Linked DNA regions of Mus musculus: region 2 is linked to region 1. The links are chromatin contacts, found by Hi-C or POLR2A ChIA-PET in ENCODE. All regions are on one chromosome and are shown on one strand. Each heading gives the region's core, a stretch centred on a gene start or an enhancer-like site at or near the end of the contact. The rest is flanking DNA. Distances are from core to core; before and after follow the strand shown. Region 1 holds the start of Klhl11 (kelch-like 11). Region 2 holds the start of Hap1 (huntingtin-associated protein 1).

Region 1 (5,299 bases), core at 1,696-4,195:
AGAGAAACAAGTGCTCTTAACCACTGGGCTGTCAGTCCAGCCCCCCACCTTATTTTTCCAGACAAGGTCTTTCACTGGACCTAACCCATTGTGCCAGACTGGAATCAGTCTGTTTCTGCTCTCTTCCCCAAGGCTGGGGTTACAGGAATGCACTACCATGCCCTCATCCCTGCAGTGCAGGCATGTTTTCCACATCTGGGCCATCTCTGAAGCCTCTATTTTTTCCATATCTCTTTTGAAATATAAGGAGGTGGGACAAGTCTAGCTGAGCTGGATATGTAGACCAGGCTAAACTAAAATTCAAAGACCTGCTTGCCTCTGCTTCCCAAGGGTGTTGGGATTAAATGCCCAACCTTTTTCCACACTGTAACAATAATCTGATCTTTCCAATTGCTTGGGTTAAAAAAAATTCTTCTGGCTGGCTAGTCAGTAGAGGCACAGGCCTTTAATCCCAGCACTTGGGGGGAAGAGGCAGGTGGATCTGAGTTGAAGTCTGGTCTACAGAGCTAGTTCTAGGACAGCCAACGCTACACAAAGAAACCCTGTCTCCGAAAAAAAAATTTTTTTTCCTTACTCCTGTGTCAAGCCCACCAGTAATTCATCTCCTCTATTTCAAAACACAGATGGCCTGCAGAGATGGATCAGCAGTTAAAAGCACTGGCTGTTCTTCTAGAGGATCCAGGCTTAATTTCCAGCATCCACATGTCCTCTTTCTGCCCTCCTTAGGCACCAAGCACTGATACTATACATATATACACACAGGTAAAACACCCTTATACATAAATCCCAAAGCATACACACAGATGACACAGTTCTCATCACCTCCCTTCTTCAATCCAAGCCTCTACCACTATTGCAATGACCTAGTCTCTGCTACAGCTCTTGCCGCACCCTGTCCTGCCCTTTTTTTGACATGGAATTTATTAAGTAAAACAGAATCATTCTCAATGCCTTCTAATTTTAGAAAGGTCAGCTTCTTTCACAGGCCCATGAGGCCTTAAGGCAAAGGTTCTTAACATGTGGGTTGTGACCCCTTTGGGGATCAAGCAACCCCTTCACAGGGGTCAAATATCAGATAGCCTGAATATCAGATATTCACAGAAGCAAAATTAGTTATGAACTAGGAAGGAAATAATGTTATGGTTGGGGTCACCACAACATGAGGAGCCGTATTGAAGGGTTGCAGTGTTAGGCAGGGTGAGCATCACTGCTCCAAGGGACCCATCCATCCTCCCCACCACTTGGATGCTTTTGCTCCTCTCATCCTGCCTCCTTCATGCAGCTATATAACCCACGCTGTTTTCTCCCTCTACCTGAAGCACACTACCTTGCCACCTATATGCCTTTGCTATGATTTCTGAACATTCTTTATGTGCCCAATTTAAAAATAGTTCCTCTCAGCCTGGTCTATAGATTGAGTTCCAGGACAACCAGCATTACATAGTGCGAACCTGTCTCAAAACAAAGAAATAAAAAAACAAAACCTCCTCTCCATTAGGGCCTATGACGCACAGTCCCACACCTCAGTCTGCCTCACAGCTGTAATAATTATTCAACATGCTATATATTCGCTGTTAAACATCAGAGAGTTTGATAAGGAAAAGGATTTTCATGTGTTTTGATCACTGCTGGATATACCCCCTCCCCCAGCACTGTAACGAGGTCAGTGTCTAGCGCTCCAGAGGTATGTGTTAAAGGATTTGTAACAGTACCAGCATCTCCACCTGCCTCCGAACCAACCTCTGTGGCGTCCTTTCTGGCTCCCCACAATCCATTTTCCACAATCCACTTTTCACTTTTGAAATATTTAAATATTTCGTATTTAAATATTAAAATCAGATAATCTCTCTACCCAGTTTCCCATCCATCACACTCAATAAAATCCAAACATTCCTCACACACACCCTCTGGTCTTTAAACCCAGCATATCCGGAATCGCTGGATTTTCTTTTTAACGTCCTTTCTTCTCTAAGCCAGCCTGGACCCTGACTGAGGCCTTTGGGAAGCCTGTAATGTGCACCCATTCCCTTTTGTACGGCCAATTTCTCTTGCCACTGCGAAGCTGGTTTAAATGACATTTCCTCCGATCCGTAGCTAGCCCTTCACCGTTTTTTAAATGTCATCATCACAGGAGTCGAACACGACCCACCGTTTTTCATCGCCTTTGTCCCTACCACCTGAAATCTGCGCTCAGGGGTGCAATGCGCACAAGCTAGACTCTCAGGGGGCATCCTCAGTGCCAGGCGCGGTGGCTGTCCCGTCGCGGGCATAATGAGGGAGCTGGCACCACAGACACTGCCCCCCACCCCCCAACCCAGCCCTCGCTCGCCCACGGTCGTCTCACCTGTCGGCCAGCTCCAGCACCTCGTGCACGCTGCCGGTGCTCACTCGGATGCGGCCGGTGTACATGTACTCGATAACGGCTTCCACCGTGTCAGGTTCGGGTCCGGGCTCTGAGCTCCACTTGCGCATCTCCACCCGGCCCGAGCGCGATTCCGAAAACTGACCCGAGAGTAAGGGCGTGAAGTACTCGGTGGCAGCGGCCAGCACCGAGCGGTGGGCACGGAACTCGCGACCTCCGGCCCCGCCGAAGCACAGGGTGATGTCGCAGAACAGGCCTTGACGCCGCTGCTCGTTCTGCCGCCAGGACAACTCGGAGCAGTGAGTGCTGCACTCGAAGTCCTCGGCCTCTGGGCCCGGATCGCTCCCGCCCGTGTCGACGAGGGTAGAGATGCCGGCCCCGGTCACGAAGTCTACCGTGCCACTGCCTCGGACCTCAGCGGCCAGGCTCGCGGAACCGGCGACGGCAGTCTCCATGCTCTCCATCTCCAGCACTTGAAAAGATGCAGCCGCGGCCGCAGCGGCAGCTGCCGCCGCCACAGCCGCCGCCATCTTGACGCCGCCGTACCGGCCCCCTCAGCTTCCGAACGGTGCGGCAAGTCTGATGCGACACAGAGGCATTCTGGGATTAAATAGTGCGCGCGGGGCGGAGCCGCGCCTGCGCACTTCTGCCGTGCTTACGCCCTCTAGCGAGGCAAGCGCAGTTCTCGGAGCCAGAAAAAAACTCAGGTCTACCTTTTCTCGCCCCTCCATTATGGTGGCCCCCTGTGCTTGTTTTGTTGAATTTTCTTCTACTTTATGTTGCTTTGGAGTGTATCCTCGCCATCACACGCACACACATTTTTTGTTTGTTTGTTTGTTTTTTAACTTTGTAGACCATGATAGCCTGGAACTCACAGAGATCCACCTTACCCCTGCCTCTGCTGGCCTGTGCCAATCCCAGCACTTGGGAGGCAGAGGCAGGCTGATCTCCCTGAGTTCGAGGACCTAGTCTCAGAAAGGACAGCCAGGAATACACAGAGAAACCCCGTCTTAAAACACAAAACGATTGACTTTGGAGAGAAAGTAATTTTTAAATTTTATTCTTATCAAAGTGTCTGTGCACAGGTCCTACAGAGGACAGGTAGGTGTTAGATTCCCAGTAGCTGGAGTTAAAGGCGGTTAAAACCCCCCTGATAAGGGTGTTGGGAGCCAACAATCAAACTGATTCTCTGAGAGAGTACTCCTAACTGCTAAACTATCTTTCCAATCCAGGAGGGGGGCAGTATAAAGAAAAATAACTTCGTTAAAGTTATTTATTTTTGCAGGTGTCTCTCATGTAGCCCAAGGTGGCCACACACTTGCTGTGTAGTTAAGGATGACTTTGAACTCCTGATTCTTCTCCTGGATTTTGGGATTACTAAAATGTTCCTGAGCACACCCAATTTTGTTTTGTTTTGTTTGTTTGTTTTTTGTTTTGTTTTTTGAGACAGGGTTTCTCTGTGTAGCTATGGCTGTCCTGGAACTCACTTTGTAGACCAGGCTGGCCTCGAACTCAGAAATCCACCTGCCTCTGCCTCCCAAGTGCTGGGATTAAAGGCATGCGCCACCATTGCCCGGCGAGCACACCCAATTTAACATGAGCTATGTAAGAAACCAGGGCAAGCCTGGCGTGGTGGCGCACTTCTTTAATCCCAGCACTCGGGAGGCAGAGGCAGGCAGATTTCTGAGTTCGAGGCCAGCCTGGTCTACAGAGTGAGTTCCAGGACAGCCAGGGCTACACAGAGAAACCCTGTCTCGAAAAACAAAAACAAAAAAAAAGAAACCAGGGCAGTTTAGTCACCCCAGCACCAATAAGTAAATAGCCCTAAAAATTACATTTATTTATTTTTATGGTAGGGTATTCGTGTGGAGTACAAAGCACAATTTAATGAACATCACTACGTTAGAGGATAGAACTCGAACTTGAGTCATTAATTAGACTTGGTTGGTGTTAGGTGCAATTAGCCATATTTTTTGCCCATAAAACAGAATATTTGTTTGTTTGTCTGTTTGTTTATAGGCAGGGTTTCAGCTAGGTAGGGGTGACTGTCCTGGAACTCACTCTGTAGACCAGTCTGGCCTTGAACTCACAGAGTTCACCTGCCTCTGCCTCCCAAGTTCCACCGGGCTGAGAAAATTATTTTCAAAAGGTAGTAAAGCATAAGACTTTGAGTCTTAGGCTGGTAAAAGTAGCACACACCTGTAACTCCAGCCGTTGGGACGCTAAGGCAGAATCATTTGTGGGAAGACAACCTGAGCTGTCTCAAAAGAAGACCGAGTCTCAGCTAGGTGGGTGAAGGTGAGGAATTACTTATGTCTGATTTCCTAAAAATGGATGTTGCCGACCTTGGAAGAACACAGAATGAAATGGAGGATCTTTGAATTTCAGAACAGGCTAGTCTAGTGAGTTTTGGGACAGCCAGGGCTACATGGAGAAACCCTGTCTCAAAAAAAAAACAAGTTGGGCATGGTGGCCCACGCCTTTAATCCCAGCACTCAGGAGGTAGAGGCAGGCGGATTTCTGAGTTCGAGGCCAGCCTGGTCTACAAAGTGAGTTCCAGGACAGCCAGGGCTACACAGAGAAACCCTGTCTCGAAAAACCAAAAAACCAAAAAACAAACAAACAAATAAAAGCCTTTAACTCTTTTTACATTCTTTAGTATAGGTGTGTAGTATTGTCATTGCATGTGCCTTGCACACCTAATGTTAGAGAACTTTTCCTTCCACATCATATTTACATGGTCAGGCTTAGCAGCAAATGTCTTCACCTGGCAAGCCTTCAACTTGATTTTTTAAATGTCACTGATAGAGGATGGATTGTACCAGGACAAAAGAGGAAATAAAGGCACCAATTAAGTAGAGCAGATATGGATCAGAGGAGAGTTCAAGGGTAAATGAACAGAACTTGGAACCCAGTAGAGCAGAAGAGCAACTCTCC
Region 2 (5,299 bases), core at 2,018-4,517, 120 kb before region 1:
GACTTGCCAGCTGTGGCTTGCAGGGGAAAGAAGGACAGAGATGAGATTTGGAAAGAGCATAAGCCAGATGCTATATATCCCTTTGAATCTGCATCTCAGTGGGTAGGCTTGAGGTCCTCAGGGACTGACGAAGGCTAACTTGGTGCTAGGCACAGCCTAGAATCAGTGTGTGACTGTGAACTGTCTCAGCCCTAAGTGCCCAGGCTCTGGCAGCTCCTGGCTTCCTCCCTGCCATCCTGTCCACCCTGCCAGCTTGGACTGTTCCAAATAATAGACAGACCCTAATGGCCTCTATGTGTTCTGCAGTGCTCTACCCTTCCTGGGCGCGTGCTCTCCCCGCCTGTCCCCCCTCTCTCCAGAGTCCCACATTAGGTGGTCTTCAACACCTGACCCTCCTGTCTCTGACTCCTGAGTGCTGAGGTTCCAGGTGAGCTTCCACCACGCTCAACAATGGTTCTCAAAACCCTGAGAAGATGAGGAGCAGGCCGTGGCTATCAGTCCTCATTCTAAAGATGAAGGTTCAGGGAAACCAAGGAATCTGTCTGGGCTACCACAGCGGCCAAGTCCCAGAGCCAGGACCTCAGCTCTGCTCTCCAGGCTCCAAACCCTTAGCTCATCCTCTCATCTCTTGGGACAGTGCCCTCCTCTGAATTAACGGTGTCACACGTACAGAACTGCTCCACACATTCCAGAATGAGCATCTGCTCTTCGTCCTCCAGGTTGTCAAGGTGGGAGGCCTGGAGGAAGGGAAAAAGGAAGGGGTGAGGCTGTCACCATCCCCTGCCCAAGGGCGCGCCCTCCTCACTGTCCTCACCTCCTCTCGCAGGTGGTCGTTCTCTTCCTCCAGAAGCCTGAGCTTCTGCTGCAGGGTTTCCAGCTGTGGGCAGCGGTGCGCTGTCTCAGCCTTAGGGTGTCTGGCAGGGGGGGGAGGGCGATGATGAGAGTCAGACTGTAAGGGCTGGAGGATCCCAGTCCCCAAGGCTTCCCCAGCAATGACAGTGTCAGCAGGCCCATGCCCATTTATAAACGAGCAACTGAGGCTCAGAGAACGGATGATCCCGGGCACAAAGGCCGAACACGTACGGCTTGGGGGCACCATAGGGGTGGTCGTGCTGCTGGTCTTGATCCCTCTGTCCTTCTCGTTCCTCCTCTTCGCCCTCTTCCTCGTCTTCCTCGTCTTCCTCATCATCATCGTCATCAGAGTCTGAGTAGAGCTGAAGAAGGTCATCTCGCAGGTTCACCTGCTTCCGGAGATGTAAAATCTAGGGCAGGGGAGAGAAGCCACGGAAAGATGAGCACAAGGGGGCAGAACGGGTGCTAGTCTGGGGAGGGGACACACGGAACTCTCCCTGGTCCTTAGGAACCCAGATACCTCCTCCCTGGCTGAGCCCAGCATGGTTTCCAGCTTATTATTCTCCTCCATCAAGACACTGTTCTGTTTCACCAGGGACTGGCCGATCCGGGCGGCTGTGTTCAGGTCCCGTTCTTTCTGCAAAAGAAGAGCCAACCATTCCAATTCCTTCGAAGTTTCCGGGACCTCCCAAACAGGAGGGAGAAACCAGGGCTAGGTCACAAGAAGACTATCTCTCCAGCACCCAGTCATCCAAGTACCAAAGACTATTAACCATCTCCTGGGTCTGATAAGATCAGTCCAGATTGGTCCTCTGTAATCTACTTGCCTTCCAGGAAAGGGGCCTTCAAGTTGGCTCCCAGGCAAGAAGAAAACAGACAAAAGCCCGAAGTCCTGTAGGGCAGAGTTAAAATGAGGGCTGGCCTGAGTGAGGAAGGCGGTACCCACCTCTTCCAGCAAATACAACATCACTTTGACATCATCTTCGGTGATCTTCTTCGTGGGTGGTGGATTAGGACACAACGCTGCAGGAGGAAAGGCCCAAGTGGGTCAGGGAAAGGAGCCGAGGCTGCCCATAGACCACTACACCCCTCACAACAAAGATTGTGAGACTGCACTCCATCTGGCCCTAACACCCTCTCCACAGCTCCGGATCTCCCCACTCCTGCTTTCTCAGGAGGGGCCTGGATGCTGTAAAGGCAAAACCATCCTCTGGGCTCAGGAACTGGACTCTCAAGACCCCTGGGTCTCTGGGCCCCTCGAGATAAGAAGTCAGGGAAAATACTGGGCTCATCATGCCCACCCCCAATCGGCATCTTAGCCATCACTGGAGTCTCCTCGATCATAAAAACAAATGCAGTCACCCATCCTAAACCTGTTGCTTGTCACAGGAGGGCCAAGTAGACTTCTTCAGCACCCAGAAGCGGGCACCTGAGCCTAAAATTGCCCCCGCCCAGAAGAGGAGGGACAGAAGCCCAGTGCCCCGCCCACTCCTCCCTCTTCATTCCAGCTTCGGAAAAGTACGACCCAGACCCCCTGAGGACAAGTAGTGGTCAAAGGCTCCCCTACACACACACCTCTACCCACCCACGCAGGCTGGTTCCTGCGGGCTAGCGCAGGCTCAAAGCGCACCCGCAGCCCCCGCCCCTCTGCTGGCACTGCGGTAGACGGGGAGGGGGCACTGAGAGTGCGCAGATCTGCCACAGCAACAGGCGCGAAGAGGCGGGCGGAGAGCGCGAGAGAGCTCTGGACCTGACGCACCCACAATAATCGGGAAACCGGAAAAGGGGGGGGGGGAGATGGGGAAAGAGAAACCAAACCGGCACCGCAGACTGTGGTCTCGCGGGGGTGGTGGAAAGGTGGAACTAAGAGCCACAAGGGGGCGGGGCGCCTGAGTCGGTGCACCCCCTCCTACCTGGAGATGCCCAAATAGTGCCCAATGCGGGATCCCCGAGACTCAGTTTACCTTCCTGCAGCTCTCGAATAAACGCCGCACGCTCAGGGCCGGACACGCCGGGCCTCCGGCCGATGTACGCGGCTGGTGTCTTCCAGATTCCCTCGGCCTTTCCAGTGCCCAGGCCAGTGGCCCGGGGACCGTAAGGCCCCTGGAATACGTAGCGGGTCCATGGTGCGTCCGAATCACCAATGATCATGGACCGACAAAAGCTTCCTGTCTTGGTTCGGGATCCTGATTTTTGTCCGGACCCGGTTCCCTGCGCTGGAGCAGGTTTGGGCTCCGCCGAGGGCTCCGGAGCGGGACCAACTGCAGGCTGGGTCGTGGGGGTGCCTGCTGCTGGGTCCCCCGACCCTGTCCCGTCTCCCGCACCGCTCTGCACCTGCTCTTTCGGGCGCATCTTGACTCCGCAGTCCGCTGCCGCAGCCGGGGCTTTATAACCTGTGCTCGGAGCGGGCTCCACTGGGCTGTACCACGCGTGGCGCTAGGGGTGACCGTTGATCAGTTAGTGGTGCCGAGGACTCAGGATCCTGCAAGAAAGCAGCCAGTGGTGACGAGATAGGAAGTAAATAAAAGAAGAAGAAAGAAAGAGATGAACTAGTGCCTAGCTTATTCCGTGGGGTCGAGTCCACGGTGATGGATTTCTCTTCCCTTCCATCTTCTGAGAATGGTTCTGTCCAAAGCCGCCGCTTCCCTGGACTTGAGTAGAGGGACCCGTAGCTTCTGCCTAGAAACAACCCCCCCTTCAGCCCCCCGCGCGCGCTCCCGCCACCCCAGCTTCCAGGGGCTTTCTGTGTTGCCCTACCCAACATTGTGTACAGACCGAGGTGACCTGAGAATCGAGGCAGTACGCCTGTGCCTTCCCAGGTAGACTAAGCGAGAAATCCAAACTCCGGTATGGCTTTCAACGTGTTGCGTGTCATCCACAGGTCCCTCTCACTCTCGCGCTCGCCCCTGGACGTCTTCCATCTTAGTGCGTTCACTCGTTCTTTATTTCCAACCCTAATTCTCAAGCCCTACAGTCCAAGCAAGCACCTGTTCTGTTCTTCAAACATTCCAAAAAGAACATCTTCGGAGGGGATCCTGCTTAAATGTTTCGCTGTGACGACTCTTCAAGATCCCCGTGTACACACACACACACACACACACACACACACACACACACACACCAAAACATCCGTTATCCCAGGGTCTGAACTGATCGATGTCGGTCTCCACGACTTTACCCGTGCTCTTCAGCTCATGGACGGACGTATGCTCCCCAGAAAAATGGCTACTTTGGAAGCTGGCTCTCAGTCCTGAATGAACTGGTTTAAGGGGTGGGAGCTAGGGAGGGCAGTAGCCATTTCTGTGCTTTTAGACTGGGAGACAGGCTAAAGGGAGATGGATGACTCATGGACTCAAGTCTCAAAATCGTTCTTGATGTTCTCCATTCTCCACCATCCTCCAGTGGACAAGGCTATTGACTTTACGTTTTTTAAAATATTTATTTATTTATTTTTTATATCTGGTGTATGAAGGTGTCCATGTCAACATCAGTTGTTGTCCGTCCCTTGCCACCTTATTTTTTGAGACAAGGTTCCTCACTGAATCTGGAGTTCAGCACTTTGACTAGACTGTCTGGCCAGCGATTCCCCAAGACATCCACTTAACTCCACCCTACCCCTCAGCCCCGGGGTTTACAGACAGGTGCCACCATACCAGACCTTCATGTGGATGCTAGGGATCCAAACACAAGCCTTTATGTTTACACGCAGACCGAGACAGTTTACACATGCGCACACACATGTATGTATGTATGTATGTATGTATACACACACACAGACATACAGTTTTATTTGTGCATATGAGTGTTTTGCTTGCTTGTATATCTGGGCACCACTACCATGCCTGTTTTCCACAGAGGCCAGAAGAGGGCATCGGATCCCCTGGACCTGGAATTACAGATGGCTGTGAACTGGGAGCAGAACCCTGAAAGAGCAGCCTATGTTCTCACCCACTGAGCCATCTCTCCAATCCCCAACACGCCCCAATTTTGTTTTGCTTTTGAAAGAGGGTCTCACTCTGTAGTCCAGGCTAGCTTAAAATTCACTATGTTGCCTAGGCTGGCCTCAATTCTCTTGCTTCAGACTTTCTTGAGCTGGAATTACAAGTCACACCCAGCTTGAATTTGCCTTTTAAATACCCCTCAAACATAGCTAGTTCCAGGCAGCCAAGGTTACAGAGCAAGACCAGACCTCTAAAAGAAAACCTTAAGTTCTTTTTTTTCTTTTTCTTTTTCTTTCTCTTTTTCTTTTTCTTTTTTCTTTTTTTCTTTTTTTAGTTTTTTGAGACAGGGTTTCTCTGTATAGCCCTGGCTGTCCTGGAACTCATTTTGTAGACCAGGCTGGCCTCAAGCTCAGAAATCTGCCTGCCTCTGCCTTCCAAGTGCTGGGATCAAAGGCGTGCACCACCACCGCCCAGCATTAAGTGCTTTTCAAATGTTCGCATTCTGT

What was found. Hi-C counts contacts between places; a loop is a spot of excess contacts on that map. ChIA-PET counts read pairs that join two places held with the same protein, here RNA polymerase II (POLR2A).
Region 2: a loop to region 1 is called in a map of left cerebral cortex, with 3 times the contacts of the local background. The contact joins the promoter of Hap1 here to the promoter of Klhl11 in region 1. A Hi-C loop is called at or near these places in 20 of 37 maps with a recorded cell type or tissue (CH12.LX, Patski, T-helper 17 cell and 6 more). POLR2A ChIA-PET finds 5 or more read pairs at or near these places in 1 of 5 experiments (Patski).

Annotation. Positions count from the first base shown.
Region 1 is chr11:100,469,837-100,475,135 of GRCm38, forward strand. Klhl11 (kelch-like 11) reads right to left here and starts at 2,946. Exons shown (of 2, transcript NM_172565.2): 1 at 2,345-2,946. The coding sequence starts at 2,892.
Region 2 is chr11:100,352,874-100,358,172 of GRCm38, forward strand. Hap1 (huntingtin-associated protein 1) reads right to left here and starts at 3,268. Exons shown (of 13, transcript NM_177981.2): 1 at 2,817-3,268; 2 at 1,799-1,875; 3 at 1,373-1,489; 4 at 1,084-1,262; 5 at 815-914; 6 at 671-737. The coding sequence starts at 3,204.